Regions from separate parts of the Mus musculus genome. Here region 1 is linked to region 2. The links are chromatin loops, found by intact Hi-C in ENCODE. Cell type or tissue: heart. All regions are shown on one strand.

The links. A loop is a pair of places that touch in the nucleus more often than their neighbours do. Peaks named below come from ENCODE experiments on the same cell type or tissue, not always from the same donor. Only the 100,000 strongest peaks of a DNase experiment are listed, where the experiment ranks them.
Region 1: it touches region 2 in a loop (9-fold over the local background); 8 of 42 quality-filtered maps call a loop at or near these places.

What each region holds. Positions count from the first base shown.
Region 1 is chr12:4,906,373-4,908,872 of GRCm38, reverse strand. It overlaps Ubxn2a (UBX domain protein 2A), which reads left to right and starts at 1,320. Exons shown (of 7, transcript NM_145441.4): 1 at 1,320-1,524. In heart, a CTCF peak has its summit at 1,065; a DNase peak (open chromatin) is centred at 1,252; H3K4me3 peaks cover 2,032 bases; H3K27ac peaks cover 1,790 bases.
Region 2 is chr12:3,571,010-3,573,509 of GRCm38, reverse strand. Dtnb (dystrobrevin, beta) reads right to left here and starts at 1,119. Exons shown (of 18, transcript NM_001162465.2): 1 at 863-1,119. In heart, a CTCF peak has its summit at 1,237; a DNase peak (open chromatin) is centred at 1,089; H3K4me3 peaks cover 1,771 bases; H3K27ac peaks cover 1,423 bases.

The DNA.
Region 1 (2,500 bases), 1.3 Mb before region 2:
TTGTACCTGGGCAAAGTGGCACACACCTTTAATCCTAGCACTCAGCAGGCTGAGGCAGGTCAGTCTCTTTAGCTGGTCTAACTAGAGAGTTCCAGGACAGTCAGAGCTACACAGACCTTGTCTCAAAAACAAAACCAAACCAAACCAAACCAAACAAACAAAAAACAAAGAGACTATTGTATAGAGGAAAATCGATGAGATCTGCAACAGTTGCCTAGATTAGCTAGACAAAGTCTTACTCTCTCCCCCACTCCCACGTGTGCGTGTGTGTGCGCGTGCGTGTGTTTCCTCTATAGGGAAGAATAAATAAGGCTAGAAAGACGTGTGAGTAGGAAAATGTAATCAACCAACAATAGAGGAGACAGTGAATCACACAGGACATCAGAGACATTTTGTTTATTCCAAAATCAGTGTACTTTCTGGAGTGGCAAAAGGGAGAGGGGATGCTTCCAGGCTCAGGCTGAGGCTGTGAAAGTGTGGGAACCTGGAGAAGATATGCTACACTAAAAATGGTACGTCGGTACAGCAAGTATTTTGACCAGATAGCGGTTACAAGCAGTCCTGAAAAATCATTAAAAGGACAAAGACCGGGTGTTTAAAGAGTATACGCCTGACCTTGCTGTAAGTAGAATAAGGGGCATTCTGAAGTCCTATAAATCCTATCCGAAGCCAACTTCAGAGGCAGAGGCAGGAGGATCTCTGAGTTCCAGGACAGCCAGGGCTACACAGAGAAACCCTGTCTCACCCCACCCCCTAAATATATACACAAGCAAATAAATAAGTCCTCTAAAAGAAAGGGGTCTTTGTAGAGAGCCTTTTTAAGAACGCGAAGGGCGGGCAAGTTTCTTTTAACAGTCACTCTTCAGATAATAGGGCTCAGGTGAAGTTCGCTAACAGGATGCAAGAACTCTCTAAGGAAGAGCACAGGAGGCATAGAAAGAAATAGGTAAATCTGGATTATCAGGTGAACGCCCACCTAGTTCCAGCTTTCTCCGCGCCTCCTAAGGAAACAACAAGCAGCGGCACCTGCAGCAGCAAGAAGGCCACCGCCATTAGTGCGCGCCTTGCGGCAGCCTAGGAAAACCCGCCGCAAGAAGCCCCGCCCCCGGCGCGCTCCCGTTTCAGCCAGACAATTTCCTCACGGCCGCGCGGAGCCGTCCCCGGCGCGTTCCCGTCAGCCAGGCGCGCCGAGCCATCCCCGGCGCGCTCCCGTCAGCCAGGCGCGCTCCTCCGAGCCGCGCGGAGCCGTCCCCGGAGCGCTCCCGTCAGCCAGGCGCGCTCCTCCGAGCCGCGCGGAGCCGTCCACGCGCGCTCCCGTCAGTCAGGCTCGCTCCTCCGAGCCGCGCGGAGCCGGCGCCGGCGCGCGCCGGGCAGTCTGAGGGAGGCCGGTCAGATCTGCGCGGCGAGGCCGCTGGTCGCGACAGGGTTTCCCGGCGCTCCGGGGCTGAGGGGCTTCAGCCCAGCGGCGCCGGCGCTTGCCCTAGCCGGGGCACCGAGGACTAGGCCGTGGGGCCGCGCCCTGAGGTGAGTTTCCCGGCTCCAGGTCATGTTCGGTGGGTGACGTATCGGGCGGGTGGTTCCCCGGTGGCGCCCTGGGCTGTCGCCTGCGACGGCGACGTCTGTTCCGCAGTAAGTCGCCACCTGGGGCTTCTGGCCCGCGCGACTGCGGCCCGGGAAGGACGCTGGCGGACCGAGGCCTCCACCCGGCCCGGCCCGGCCCGGCCCGGCCCAGGTGAGTGCGGACCTGCAGCTGCCGGCTCTGCTGGCCGCGGGAGTCGGAACTGGGTAGAAGGACATAGCGCTTCTCTCTCTGGAGGCGTCTAGAAACTTCGGGTTAGGTGCTGTCGAGACATCTCCATTTCGAAGGCGAACGCTGCGAAAAGCGCACTCCTGAAATACAGAAGGACTAGATGGCTGAACGTTTCCTAATTGACTTCACCAGCCTTCCTTAACAGACTTTAACTGATGTTTTGGAAAGATGATGTTCACTGTTTTCCTAAATGACTTTTTTTCTTCTAGTATTCCCCCCCCCCCTTTCCTAAACTCGTGGTAATAAAAGTTTATTACTTCTCAGCAAAAATGAAGGTCAGAGTGGCTTCCAGTGTTTGTTCGTTTCTATGTAATCGAGATAAAAAATAGGGAACTGATTATCTGTTTTGACTCGGTTTTTTGTTTGCTTTGTTTTTGTTTTCTTTGTCTTTATCAAGTACCAGGCTGGACTTGGAATTCTCACACTCCCAAATGTGCTGGTATAACAGGCGTTGATTCATCTCCTGAGTTATCTTGATGTTGATACAGGGAATAACATCAATAACATCACTAACGTCAACGTTATTCCCTGTACTGGTGAAATGCAAAGGTCAAAATGTGTTCAGGTAGGAAAGAACACCTGAGTACAGAGTACTGGGAAGGATACTATAGATAGGTAGCAGTTACTACTTGAGCACTTACTTTTTTTGTTTGTTTGTTTTTGGTTTTTCAAGACAGGGTTTCTCTGTGT
Region 2 (2,500 bases):
CTGAACAGAAAACAGGCACGGAGCTTAATTCTAGCTGGGAAGGCAAGATTCTTCTTCCAGATTTCTTCTCCCCCTCCCCACCCCTCTTTTAAATGTCAGTAAGATCCTTCAAATCTCTTCTCAATAGTTCCCACCAGCTTTCCTCAACTATCTTACTTTCTCCACAAACCAAGCAACTTACGGCTCCAGTTTCCCAGGGCTGGGAAAATCCTAAAGGGACCTGAAGTGAACAGAACAGGAAACATGAAATAGAGCACTTTACATTTTGTGTGCATACTTTCACAGCCGAACTGTCAGCACTTCAACAGCAAAAGATGGCTGAGAGTGATAAAGTCGTGACCCAGGCGCTGACCGCGGTTCTCTCCTGCTCCGTAGCTAATCAATAAACGCTTGCAGAGAATGCTGGAAGGTCTCCCTGATTCCCTAAGGCCTGGCACAGAAATTTAACAGCAAGCATTCGTCAGCTGCATCCTCCCTCTTCTCCGGACACTGTGCCCAACAGGGGTGACCTGGGTGGACAGGTTCGTCTACCGGGAGCCTCGGGGGACACTGAGAGGTGATCTGGAATGAATTCCCTTCCCTCTGCCAGGGCCTGCCTACCTCACCTGCCCTCTGCCAGGACCTGCCGCCTTCGCCCCCTTCAGCACCTAACGCGGAGCCTCCTCCCCGCCAGCCGGGCTCAGGATGCATCAGCAGCGCGCGCAGCCCGGCTCTGCGCTCCGCGGGCCCCCGCGCGCGCGGGTGACCGGAGAGCCCTCCCCGGCCCGGCGTGCTGTCTCCCAAGGGTCGCCGCTCCAGGGCCGCGCACTCCGCCACCCCGCAGCCCTCCTTCTCGCTCCTCCAGCCCCGGCGGACTCCCCACCTGGCTCGCTTCCCGGCCGGAGCTGAGGGGCCGTCGCGTGGCTCTCCGGCGGCCGCAGCCTCCTCCAACCCGGCCCCCTCGGCTGAGGCGGCTGAAGCAGCAAGCAGCGACTGAGGCGGCGGCGCCCACTCAGGCCCCGGAGCCGCCCCCGCGGCGAACGGAACGGCGCCGGCTCGCGCCGCTTCCCCGCCCGGCACGCGCAGCGAGCCCGCCCCCGGCGCGAGGGCGCGAGGGCGCGAGGGCGAGGGCGGGTGCGCGCGGAGGGCGGGCGCGCGGAGGGGCGGGGCTTCCGCCGCGAGAGGGGGCGGGGAGGCGGCCGAGTGCCCTCCCGCGGGTTCGCGCGCCCCCTCCGGGCCTCTGCTGTGCGCCGGCCGCGGAGGTGGAGGTGGACTTGCCCTTCCACTCCACAGGTAGCTGCCGGGCGGCTGCGTGCTGCGCCGACGTGACTGCACCTTAAGGAATGCGAAGAAACACCCGGTGAATCATTGCCTCGAGCGCGGGTCCTCCCCCGAGTGACTTTCCACATTGCCTCAGCAGGCTCGCTGAGCCCTGACTCCGCGCCTGGTGCCCGATGGACACGATCCGGGTCACGGCCCCTGGTCCCCAAGAATGCATAACTTAGGGAGAAGAGCAGCCTTGCGAAGGACCGAGTCTGGTCCCCTGCGCAAAGCCAAGCCACAGCCGGATGCGGTGAGAGGATGAAGGAGAGACATTACTTTCCGCTTAGTTGTTCAGTAGTTCCTAAAAGTGGGACTATTTAGACATTAAACAGCTTGAGCAACGGAGCAGGGGCGACAAAGCTTCATTTATTTATCTAGCATCTATTTATTTATTTATTCATTACCAACTCTTTTTTTTTTTTTTTTGGTTTTGGTTTTTCGAGACAGGGTTTCTCTGTGTAGCCCTGACTGTCCTGGAACTCACTTTGTAGACCAGGCTGGCCTCGAACTCAGAAATCCGCCTGACTCTGCCTCCCTAGTGCTGGGATTAAAGGCGTGCGCCACTACCCCCCCCCCCCCCCCCCGCTTCATATCATTTTTTTAAAGGACTTTATTTTATGTGTATGAGTGTTTGGGCTGCAATGTGTGTGCACCCTGTGAGTGCCACCCCGAGGCCAGAAGAGTGTGAAATGACACCTGGATGCTGGGGAATCAAACCCAGGTCCTCTGATAACATAGCAAGTGCTCTTAACTACTTAGCTATCTCTCCAGCCCCTCATATTGCCATTTTTTATAGAAGCTTTTCCAAACTCTCTAGGGACATCAAAGTCTTCTTTTAATGGCTCAAAAGATAAATGTTTTCCCTCAACTTTAAGACAGCGGCATGATCCATTAGACTTTTGGTGCGTGTGGATGTGCACATGTTAAGGAAAGCAGCAGTAGGCCTGTGTGCTTTAGGGATGCTTTTTGAAGCCTTCTGGCACCTTATGGAAAGGCAGATCATGCCACCTGCTTCAATCAGACTGGCAGCCTGCCTCTAGGACACCCTTTTCCTCCTCTTCTCACAATCTATTTTTAAATTCCCATGGTGAAGGCAGTGCTGTGCTGATAACTTAGAGTAAGTGAGGTTTTTTGTGTGAGAGGGGATACATTACTTTTCACACATGAATTGTGTGACTGTTTTGCATGTTTGGAAGAG